Regions from separate parts of the Homo sapiens genome. Here all the other regions are linked to region 2. Evidence: chromatin loops called from intact Hi-C (ENCODE). Cell type or tissue: Caco-2. All regions are shown on one strand. Region 1 holds the start of LOC100507006 (a long non-coding RNA gene). Region 2 has its middle 14 kb from the start of PELI1. Region 3 has its middle 9.1 kb from the start of LINC00309.

Evidence for each region. Hi-C counts contacts between places; a loop is a spot of excess contacts. Peaks named below come from ENCODE experiments on the same cell type or tissue, not always from the same donor. Only the 100,000 strongest peaks of a DNase experiment are listed, where the experiment ranks them.
Region 1: a loop joins it to region 2, with 2.7 times the contacts of the local background. A loop is called at or near these places in 37 of 110 quality-filtered maps.
Region 3: it touches region 2 in a loop (6-fold over the local background); 50 of 110 quality-filtered maps call a loop at or near these places.

The regions. Positions count from the first base shown.
Region 1 is chr2:64,226,485-64,230,484 of GRCh38, reverse strand. LOC100507006 (a long non-coding RNA gene) reads right to left here and starts at 2,084. Exons shown (of 5, transcript NR_120420.1): 1 at 1,963-2,084; 2 at 845-988. RefSeq lists enhancers at 1,812-1,861, 1,510-2,218, 2,352-2,401, 2,219-2,928. In Caco-2, no CTCF peak of the experiment used is centred here; a DNase peak (open chromatin) is centred at 2,104; H3K4me3 peaks cover 1,058 bases.
Region 2 is chr2:64,156,869-64,160,868 of GRCh38, reverse strand. No RefSeq gene overlaps it. Among named protein-coding and RNA genes, the nearest start is that of PELI1, 14 kb to the right of the region's middle. In Caco-2, no CTCF peak of the experiment used is centred here; a DNase peak (open chromatin) is centred at 1,928.
Region 3 is chr2:64,212,553-64,216,552 of GRCh38, reverse strand. No RefSeq gene overlaps it. Among named protein-coding and RNA genes, the nearest start is that of LINC00309, 9.1 kb to the right of the region's middle. In Caco-2, no CTCF peak of the experiment used is centred here; no DNase peak of the experiment used is centred here.

The DNA.
Region 1 (4,000 bases), 70 kb before region 2:
ACCCACTGAGTTAGAGTTTTGCACATCCTAGCATATGGACAAAAGAGAATAAGCATGAAGAACTCAGACCCCCTCTTAGTCTTCCTGAACCAGAATGCCATATCCCTCCACTCACTTTTTTGTTGTCAAAAATTTGGTCAGTGTCCCAACCTAGCTGCAAAAAGAAACTGGGAGATGTCTTCTCATCTGCCTAGGAAGGTGAAATGAGGTAGTGAACATGTAGCATTTTCCCTACTATGACATGTTTAGGAAACCGTAAGAAGACTGGCATACCTGGAAACCAATGGGAATTATGGGTTGGATTGGGGGTGTAATATGTGTTGTGGAGAGAGGGTAGGTAGACAGTGCTAGGAGACACAAGAACGTAGGTACCATGGCCAATATAACTAGAAGGACTGGGTGGAGTCAAGAGCCTGAGTGCCATGCTAAGAATAGCATGCCAGTTCAATGGGAGTTTAAAGATGGGAAGTGAGCAAAGACAGGGAGAGGTGGTCAGTGGAGAATCCTAGAGCTCAAACTTCTCAACCTGAGAGCCCCAAGTAAAGGACCAGCTCTTGCTCCAGGACCAGCCTGAGGTTCCAATTGCTTTAAGAATCCATCGAGTGCAGACCAGGATATGAGACTCTGACCTAAAAACAAACTAAAAAGTTCTGTGTTCATTACCTCTGGACATTGTGTGATCCTTCCTCTAATGGCTTGGCTCCCAAAACCTCCCCACTGGCGCTCCCCTCTCAGCTGCATCCCAATTCCCTCCGCTGCACCCCAATTCCCTCCGCTGCACCCCAATTCCCTCCGCTGCACCCCAATTCCCTCCGCTGCATCCCATCTCCCTCCGCAGGCTCACCTCCCTTTTCTCTCCGGGTTCAGCCTTTCTTCTTGATTTTGATGGGTGCGGGTTCTTGGCCCCTTCTCATGGGGCTCTGCCTCCAGTAGTACGTGCTCCAGCTGACTTGCATTCTGTTTTACGCTCAGCCATCTTCAACCAGGCCTATCCAATCAAAATAATAACATTAATAACTAGTATGTACTAAATGGTTACTATATGCCAAGCGCTATTCAAACATGTTTTATAAGGTCATGTGCTGTATAACAATATTTCAGTCAATATACTATTGTGGTCCCATAAGAGTATAATACTGTATTTTTACTGTGTACTTTTTCTATGTTTAGATGTGTTTAGATACATAAATACTTACCAGTGTGCTACAATTGCCTGCAGTATTCAGTACCATAACATGCTGCACGAGTTTGTAGCCTAGCAGGAATAGGCTATACCATATATCCAAGGTGTGTAGAAGGCTACACCATCTGAGTCTGTGTAAGTACACACTATGATGTTCACACAAACTCATGATCGCCCAGTGACACATTTCTCTGATCTTAAGCAATGCATGACTGTATATAATTATTTATTCTCAGGAAAAAAACCATGAGGTAGGTGGTATTGTTATTGCTTTATGCAGATAAAGAAACAGATGCAAAAAAGGCTAACTTGCCACATTCATGGCGCTTATAAGTGGTCAAGCTAGAATCTGAATCCAGGATGTCTGGCTTTTAACTAGACGTAAGTTAAAAGTGCTATCGGTACTACTAAGTAAAGGATGAAGGAGAGGAAAGATAGAGACAACATGCCTTCATGATCTTGAAAGTAAAAAAAGAATGCAAGTAGCAGTTGTAATCACTAAGAAGGGAGAAGAAACAGTCTCCATTGTAGATAATTGCAAAGAAGGAGGCGCCACCAGAGGATAAAAAGCCTCCAATCATTCACACAAGGGACATTTGTTTCTTAAAAGGGAGACAAACTCCTGGAAGAGAATAGATACGCCTGATTTTTTCTCAGTGGAATTTCACTTGCCCTGGCAGGTGGGTGGCAGGGAGATCTGAGGCCCCTCGAATTACAGCTCCTGGGCCCTGCCTCAGAAAAGTCCATTCGTCTCGGTAGAACCCCTCCCACAGACTCACAATGTGGCCGTCTCGAGCTGGCCCGAGGCTGGACGTGCAGTCAGCCGAGCACACAAAATGAGAACTGTTTCCCTGCGTGCAGCTGGCGCGCGCTTTCCGCTAGTCGCAGCTGCTTGGAGCCCTGCGCGCTGGCGGGGCCACGCCCCCGATGAATATTCATGCCCAGCTTGGGCTCGGGAGCCCAGGATTTCAAAGCCCCTGAAGGGATTTGAGGGGCGAAGGAGCTTCCTGATAGGGAGTTAGAAGGAAGGAAGGAGCCGGGCTTTGTACGGGCTTGCTTTTGAAGACTACAAAGAGGAAGGGTCACATGGAAAGTCAAATCCCGGGTTGCTAATCTAGGCTAGGTCAAGTTTGCAATGAGAGCTAGCTCCCTCCCTCCTTGTAATTTATCGAGTCTTTCAATGTCCTTTCACACAGACAACGTGCAATTACTGGTGTTTCGCAGACAGGCTCTCTTTCTAGCACTGGGGAGCATGAAAACAACCGAGAGTAGGCTTTTAGCTGGATTTTAAGTGCTTACTTCATAACTCTTACCCAGTTAAACGTCTGCGATGACAACGCTCCTTCTTCTCACATAGGTTTCTGTGCATGGATTTTAATTTGCACACATTCTTTACCTAATCTATGATTTTTAGATACGTCAGTCTGTCATGGGCTAGAAACTTAAAAAAAAAAAAACAAAACTTTTAAAATGGATATACTCTTAGGTCTAGTTGAGACACTAAGTATTAACCCTATTTATTAGCACTCAAGTTTGGCTATTATTTTTATTAATGGAGAGATTTCCCAGCACAGATCATCTGAAAGAGTAGATAGTTCCCAAATGCATTTCACTGACTTATATATAATACTAGGTGGGCTTTTGAGTAAGTGGATTCACTGTCTTTTGTTGTTGTTGGGGCCATAAAAGTGTTTACTTTAGAATCCACTTAACAGAAATTACTGGAGCTTTATTGAGTGCCTCTATTCCATTAATCCCTCCATTAAGAGAGAGGCTTAATGCTTTTTACCTACAAATTGGAAATGGAAGAAATAACATTGGGAGGAAACCAAAGAATAAACAGGAATATATTGTGAAAGCATTTAGCTTACCTTAAATGAAGGCAAACCCCTCCCCCACCCCACTTCCATAATGGAGAACTGAACAAACATGCAGATATGAGGGTAGAACCACTGCGAGCAGCCCACGGGATCTTATGGGAAATAGGACGAGGATCAGACAAAGGACATAAACAAATATCCCCATAAACTTGGATTCTAGCAATTATAGACAGACACATTTGCCATCAATCCCCAGCAAAGTTCTAGATTGAATAGTTAAGCAAGCAGCTAGTGAGCACTTTAGAAAGGTGACTCCTAAGAACCAGTAAGAGTTCACCAGAACTAGTCAAGCCAAACTGTATTTCCTTTTTATTTATTTTTAAAAAACAAAATGCTTGACTTCATCACAATCCCAAAAACAACGAACATATTGACAAAAGGATGACCTATGTCCCCCAACCTTTTCTTTTTTTTCTATAATGGACTCAGTATTCAGAATTGCTAAATTGAGTATCTGGTTGCTATATTAGTCCATTCTTGCATTGCTGTAAAGAAATACCTGAGACTGGGTAATTTATAAGAAAGGAGGTTTAATTGGCTCATGGTTCCGCAAGCTGTCCATAGTGGCATCTGCTCCTGAGGAGGCCTTGGAAAGTTTACAATCCTAGTGGAAGGCAAAGGGGGAGCAACATCTTACATAACCAGAGCAAGAGGAAGGCGAGAGGGAGGTGCTACACACTTTTAAACACCCAGACCTCATGAGAACTCTATCAGGAGAATAGCACGAAGGAGATGGTGCTAAACCATTCATGAGAAATCCACCTCCATGATCCAACCACCTCCCACGAGGCTCCACGTCCAACATTAGGGATTACAATTCAACATGAGATCTGGGTGGAGACACAGATCCTACACCATATCAGTAGCCAAAAGAGAATAGACTTTAGAGCCAGAAGGAACTGGGTTTGATTCCAGGCTCTGCAACTTACTATTTATG
Region 2 (4,000 bases):
AACAAGGAGGGACTATTTTTTATTGGGCCCTTATTTATTTTATTAAATAAAGGTTATTTGGCCTTTATTTTTATTGGACCCTTTATTTATTGTATTAAATAAAGGTTAACACAAAATAGCATAAACCTTTATTTAATATGTCTATTTCTACTGTTTCTCTGTATTGAAAACTTTATCTGGTATCATTAGAAAATAGATATTCCACATAGAAGAATTTTCTAAGTACTTGAAACTCATTCCTTTAAATCCACAGATTAGTTTTATTTTAACCATATCTATTTTTAGACTTTAAAAATATACCATACATTACCCTGTTTTCTTAAACGGAGACTAACCAACAGAATGCAGTTGTTTCTCAATTATTAGAGTCTTAATTTTACACATTCATTATAGTGCCATTTTTATATTCAACCATTTATGCATTCAACAAAGCCCTCAATGACTAGCATAGTATGTTCAGTACTGTTTCCTTCTACACAGAGTGGCCCAGACTGAAATGTTTTTTAAGCGCCTGTGTTTGTAGTTTTTTGTTACAGCAGTGAGGTATAGTGAGAAAAATTAAGCTTTGGTGTCAGACAGACCTGGATTCAAACTCCAGGTCCACTGTTTACTAATTGTGCAATTTGGGGAAATGTATTTGACTTTTTAAAGCCTTAATTTCTTCATCTAAACAATGATGATGGTAACTTGCAGAATGGTTGTAAAGAGTAAATGAGGTAATAACTGTAAAGAGTCCAGTGCTCCCCAGTCTTCAGCTCCCATCCCTGTTGTTCTGCTCTTCACAGTTCTTGCTCCTGCCAGTTCACGGCTCTCTCTGTCTTTTTTTTTTTTTTTTTTTTTGAGTCGGTGTCTCACTCTGTCGCCCAGGCTGGAATGCAGTGGTGCGATCTCGGCTCACTGCCTAACAGGTTCAAGCAATTCTCCTGCCTCAGCCTCCTGAGTAGCTGGGACTACAGGCATCACCATGCTGGCCAGGCTGGTCTCGAACTCCTGACCTCTTGATCCACCTGCCTTGGCCTCCCAAAGTGCTGTGATTACAGGCGTGAGCCACCGCACCCGGCCATGGTTCTCTTACTGTTCCCTGTTGCTTCTCAACCGTGAAAACAGGAACCTCTGATGCTCTGTTCGTTGCTGTGTCCATAGACCCTGCTGTTTGCCAGTAGTACCTGAAAGTGTGGACACCAGTAGAAAACTTGTGTTTGAATCCTGACGCTACTACTTTCTACTGTGTGATCTTGGCTAAATTAATCAACCTCTCTCCACCTCAGTTTTCTCATTTGTAAAATGAGGGGAGTCATAATACTTACCTCAGAGGATAAAATCAGTTGCTTGTGGAATTATCCCTCACACATAGTTAACACACAATAGATGTTAGAATCTGTAATGAATGGAAAATTTTTGTTGTTTCTAATCTTCTATGGCCCGAGGAATGAAATAATCAGGTTTCTTTCAATGAGTTTAAAACATAATAAATTTTTCTATTAATCAAGTTTCTGAGCTTCAGTATATAGCTTTTTAAACCTTTTCTTTTTTTTTTTTTTTAAAGCAGCTCAGAGGTTTTACTTTGACTTCTGGGTTAGTGAGTCCTATTTTGATTGCTGGATAAAGATCTCAAGGTAATTGGGATTTTTACCACATAGAACTGCGAGATAGCCTTTTTTTCTTTCTTTTCCTTTTTGTTCTGTTTTGTTTTGAGACAGTTTCCCTCTGCTGCCCAAGTGGGAGTGCAGTGGCATGATCATGGCTTACTGTAGCCTTGACCTCCCAGGCTCCAGCAATCCCCTCACCTCAGCCTCCCAACTAGCTAGGACTACAGGCATGTGCCACCACACCCAGTTAATTGTTTTTCTTTTTTTTTAGAGGCAGAGTCTCACCACATTGCCCAGGCTGATCTGGAACTCCTAGGCTCAAACAATCCTCCTACCTTGGCCTCCCAAAGTGCTGGGATTACAGGCGTGAGCCACCATGCCTGGCTCTTTTTCTTTTTTTCTTACTATATGATTGAACTCCATTTTTTTCTGTTCCACTTGTAAAGATAGATTTGCAGTTTTATGCTAAGCCAACCAGTTTGCCTGTGTTTCCATGTACAAATGTTTGCCTTTTATTCACGGATAGCCAACCGTATCAATAGCCAAGTCCATAGTTCACCATGTTATCAGTAAAGCCGTGATATTTATAAATCTTAACACCTAACTCATTTCATAATCTACTAAAACATCAAATATTTATATTATGTATTCCATTTCCTTGTGTCAATTATCACCTATTTATCTTCAACTACTAGCCCAGTCTAATCCTCTAGCTGAATAATCTGTTGGAATTTGGAAATGGAGAGTAAAAGATGAGGGTAAATAGCTATTGTTGAGTAGTGAATAGCAACAACTTTTTTAGGATAGCAAAATTATCTCATAAACGTTACATATTCATGGTTCTAATTGAACAATGAAATCTAGCAATTGAATAAACAAATGTTTTAACTGAATCTCAAATTACAAAAGGGCTTATTTTCTTATTTTGTATCAGTTTCACTGCTCTATACCTATAGAACAAGGTTTCTATGGTTCCTTTTTATGCTTATTTATCAAGACATAATATGACCATTGATTCCAACATTAGTAGCATTCTAATGGCAATTTTTTCTCTCTGTTGTGTCAAAAGTCATACATAAGCATATGTATCTATGCTGTCATTCTCTTCTGTTCCCTGGACATTTTTGGTTACCCAAGCAATCTAAGGGACTGCTTGAATTACACATTTGTTAGGGTTGGTTGGCCAGGATTTAGGTGTAGCATGCTAGAGACTAGAAATTCTAAAACTTTCCCACACAATGGAAGACAGCTTGGGGGTGAGGGAATTCTTGGCAGTATCAGACTTTCCCAGAAGGCATTTGGCATTTGCTCAGTGATTGCAACATAGCAGACACTTTTCCAAGGGGAAAGGTGAGATGCAATAATGACTGCCAGCTAAACACCATTCCCAAATCTTAACATTACACACAGTCACTAATCTGGCCCTTTGTTACCTCTCAAAGCTGTACATGGGGACCTGTCTTCAGAGTAATTTGACATGTTCTGATTTTATTATTAAGTATCAACTAACAATGGTCTGCAACCCCTAGCCCAGGCTGATACTCCAGTTGAATAATCTATAGGAATTTGGAAATGGAGAGTAAAAGATGAGGGTAAATAGTTATGGTTGAGAAATAAATAGCAACAAATTGCTCAAGATAGTAAAATAATGTCACAAGTGGTAATATATGATTGTAATAGAAGAATTAAATTTAGAAATTGAATAAACAAAACTTCAAGCTGAACCTGAATTTATGAAAGGGCTTAGTTTCTTATTTTATATCAATCCTACAACTTTTATGAACAAAACAAGTTTTTCACTGAATTCTGTTTTATTCTTATCAATCAGTAAAACTACTTCTGAATGATGGGGCTTTCTTGGATGTCTAGTCTTCTAAGAGAAAAAAAATCACTTCTCACAAATTTCCTAAATATTAAGTCTGGTCAGTGAGAAACTAAAATGTAGGTATATATCATAGTGATGATAATCTGATTAGCCAAGTTGTTTTCTTTAAAAATACATACTCGTGGGCTTTTCAACACCTTTTCTCCCTCCATATGAAGGGACTTTTTAAACCGTCTTCGTATAGTCTTTGAAATTCTTATATCCAGATAAAACTGGTGAGTGCAAGCAAAATATCCAATAAACAAAGAATTGAGACCCAGGCTATGGCTTAAGGCATGCTGTTATAAGTTCTCAATGTAAGAACATCTTAGGAGTGGGGATGATAGGAGAGCTTTATAGGAATTATGGTTTGAGGTTGGGAAGGAGACTGGATTCTGTCAGCATAGAGATGTAAGTATTGTGGTCAAGGATCCCAAGATAGTGGTAGGATAGCTCTATGACTTGACTCCAAGAAGTATCTTAGGTTGGGTATCTGAGCTAGAGGGAAATTTTAAGGGTGAGAGTGGAACAAAAGTCAGGTGACTTA
Region 3 (4,000 bases), 56 kb before region 2:
CAACATGGTGGCAAATACAGCTACCAATAGCTCAGATATTTACTATTACAGTCTTACGGCTCAAAAAAACTAAGCTCTCTTTTTCTCCGTCTTATTTTCAAGTACCTGGGGAAAGATTTTGACTGGCCCAGCCAGGGTCAAGATTATCCTTTAACCAAAAATGGGGTCATGTTCTTGAGTTTGGAAACTCCCACTATAACCACCTAGACACTAGTACAGAGTCAGTTAATTCTGAAAAAGAGTGTTGGCAGATAAGCCAATAGGTGTCTGCTACAGTATGTTGGTTTCTTCATGTCAGATAAAATCTATCTTTTCCATTATTCGTGATTGTATACATTAAGATTATTTTTCATTTTGAGAAACATAGACACAAAAGAACAGTCATTTAAACAAGACAGTTTATCTTTCATACAAAGCTGCAGAGGTAGACAAGCTTATTACATTTCTGTCCACTCATCTGCACTGTTACCCTTGTCTTCATGGTCCAAGATGGCAGCCAGAGCTCCTGCTTGCATGTCCATATTGGAGGCAACAGGACAGAGAAGTTGCCATATACTTCCATTAGTACTTTGCAAGGGAAATTGGAAAACAGCTGCTTTTTTTTTTTCTGAACAGCTACATGCCTAGCTTAAAACTCAGGGGTTCGGCCGGGCACAGTGGCTCACGCCTGTAATCCCAGCACTTTGGGAGGCCGAGGCGGGCAGATCACGAGGTCAGGAGATCGAGACCATCCTGGCTAACATGGTGAAACCCCATCCCTACTAAAAATACAAAAAATTAGCTGGGCCTGGTGGCGGGCACCTGTAGTCCCAGCTACTCAGGAGGCTGAGGCAGGAGAATGGCGTGAACCCAGGAGGCGGAGCTTGCAGTGAACCGAGATAGCGCCACTGCACTCCAGCCTGGGCGACAGAGCGAGACTCCGTCTCGACAAAAAAAAAGAAAAAAATCAGGGGTTCTATCACTATGGAAGAAAAGAACACATATTAGGGGACCAATAGCAGTCTCTGCATTTTGATTGTTCATTTTTAGAATACATAAGGCTCTTAAGCTAGAATAGTTTCTTATTTATTTTTAATTGACAAAAATTGTGTATATTTATGGGGTACAATGTGATTGTTTGATCTATGAATACATTGTAGAAAGAGTCAATCAAGCTAATTAACATATCCATCACCTCATCAACTTACCAATTTTTTTGTGGTGAGGATGTTAGAAAGCTATTCTTTTAGCAATTTTGAAATATACAATACATTGCACTGAATGGTGACCACAGTTAAAAGAGTTTCTTTTTAATACAGAAAGAAAAAGAGTAGTCATCATCAAGTAACAGAGTTTAAAAATACAACTCATGTTTTATACCCACATAATTGAAATTGAAATACATTAAAGTAACAGAAAAAATATACAAAACACTGCCATTGTTTACTTATGTCATGTGTGGCCTTCAAATAAAGGCAATTTTGTGTCATAGTGAGGAGCTATCTGCCAGACAGTGACAACCAGTTCATGTCACTTTTGACAAAACTCTGTGTAAATTCTGTAGGTTTGTGGTATAAAAGGAGACAGATTAACATTCCTTTAATTCAGTCTCAGTCTTAGAAACATGAAATGCTGAAAAGTTATTTTTTAAGCCCAGGAATCTTCTCCCACCCATTAAGCTATCAAAATGGAAATGTCCAAAATGACCAGGTGTGTTTGCTCAACGAAAAAAAAAAGTGTTTCAGTTCTGCTTACTGCAATGACAGCTTGTAAAGCCTTCATCAAAGGAGGCTTTACAAGTTACAAAGCAAGCCTTTGTAACTTGCTTTTTCAAATTATGATTAATGGGCCTACTCTTTTCACAGCCAGTTTCCGATGGAAAGAAGATTCAAGTAATATTCTCCATGCTACTGTGGTCTGTTCTTAGTGGTGACTACTACAAGCCTGACTCAGTCAATTTAGATTTAGAAAAAATAATAAAGCTCCAGTCTCATGCCTGTGAATGAATGGGGAGTAGAGAAAGGGATTTTTTTTAGTACCTGAAAAGTTCCAGCAAAACTAAGCTTCATTGCTGAGGGTGTGTCAGCTGTTCAGGGCAACACCCTTCCTGCAGTTCGGGAGTACAAGAGCACAGACGTCAAGTATTATTTGGTGACAAGAATAGAACATTATTCTGAGCAAAAAAGTGTTATTCAAATTCTACCAAAGCACACAGATGCTGTGACATGGTAATTATTCTAAGAGTGATTAATTTAGAAATTACCTAACCTTTTTGGTTTCTATTTTCGATGACATTTGTAATCTAAATGAGCAACAAACCTGTGCCTCTCCAGCTTTTACATCAAACTCCAAACCTGATTTCCACTTTTATTTTAGGATCAGCAACTCATTTATTAGCGTCAGTCTGTATCTCAGAGATATAAGGCCATTCTAGGGCCAGGTGATCTGCAGACAAGGAATGGAGAAGTAAGAGAAATTACTGCTATCGTTTTCGAGCAAAGCAGGAGAGTAACACATCACCATTTGACTGTCCCCTTCCTCTCCCGTGCTGCCCCTAGAGATCTGAGCAGAAGAGGAGGTCATAGAATGGCTGATCTTTGCTGAGGGTTGGGACTTTGGCCTCTTCTTGTGAATCAACAAAATAATCAATCCAGCATTGGTTGTACTTAATTAAGTTTTAGATCCTCAGCAGATCTGCTTATTAATCCATTCTTTTGCAATAATTTTTCTAGCATCTGCCTCTACTGGGCTCTGTGTTAAACTACGGGTATACACAGAATCATCAGAAAGGGGCCCCATTCTCAAAGAACTTACCATCCAGTGATACTGGTATTAGTTTCAGTTATAGGAATAAGCAGCATGCATTTAGGAAATGACTGACAGGAAATATGTACAAATGATCATAATGGTTAGATGAAATTATGGGTAATTTTTAAAACTTCCCCAAATTCCTACAATGTTATCATATTCCTATAATTATATTCATCTAATGGTTTGAATTTAAAAATACAACAGTAATCTCAAGCCCTAGTATTGAAATTGAGTGATGAATTTTTATTTCTTCAAATAAAACTACTTTAAGTAATATAACCTCCATTATAAATTGTAAAAGTTACTTTTTATAAACAGACGTCAACTATTTAATCATAACACAGATTCTATCTATCATAGCATAACACAGTTATTACAGCAAATCCACTTAAGTCTTCCTGGGACAAGGGAAAAGGGCATAGGTGAAAACCACAGAATAAAATATCTTGGACTATTTTAGGCCTTCCAATGAGGGCAGTGAGATGAATGGCCCTTTTTAACCTCTATACAAACCATGTTGTCATTTACCATGCACCTATGATGTAGTGGCTAGGCTTACCAGAAAACACTCTTAAGCAGCCTCAGAAATGTTGAGTCATTCGTACATGTAATCTACCTCATAATACTGAGAAAAGTACTTGAAATGTCTCAAAAAGAGAAGCATTAGTACAAACTTGTAACAGCTACAGTGGTCATCAGACCCGGACCAACTGTAGTCAATGGTTTTACCCACAAGCCAACTTGTGAGTCAGAATCCCACTTGTTTTCAGCTGAAAACACAGGTGATAGGAATTCAAGCCCTCTACCCAGTGCTATGAACACTGTGAGTACTCTCCAGATGGGAGCTATGGGTATTGTCCTTCAAAGATACAGAATAAATGTTGAGGTGTCGTTTTGACCATGAAACCTGATCAGTTCTATGCTTTAGCTACATGCCTTTCTGATGCCTTCAGAGTACAAATACCCAGATGGTTTGAGTATTTAAAAGGAGGCTTATCAAAAAAAAAAAAAAAAAAAAAAAGAAGGGTTGAAAAGAAAAGGCACTTATTGAGTTCTTCAAAAACAACAGTTGAAGTGAATAAACTGTCATGGGTGCTTTTAATATGTAAATTTGCAAAGTCATATGCTTATTTCTGTTATCAGGAAGTAAGTGAAAAAATTCCTTTTAAATTCACTGAATCAACACAGATATGATGTGTTTTGTTTTGTT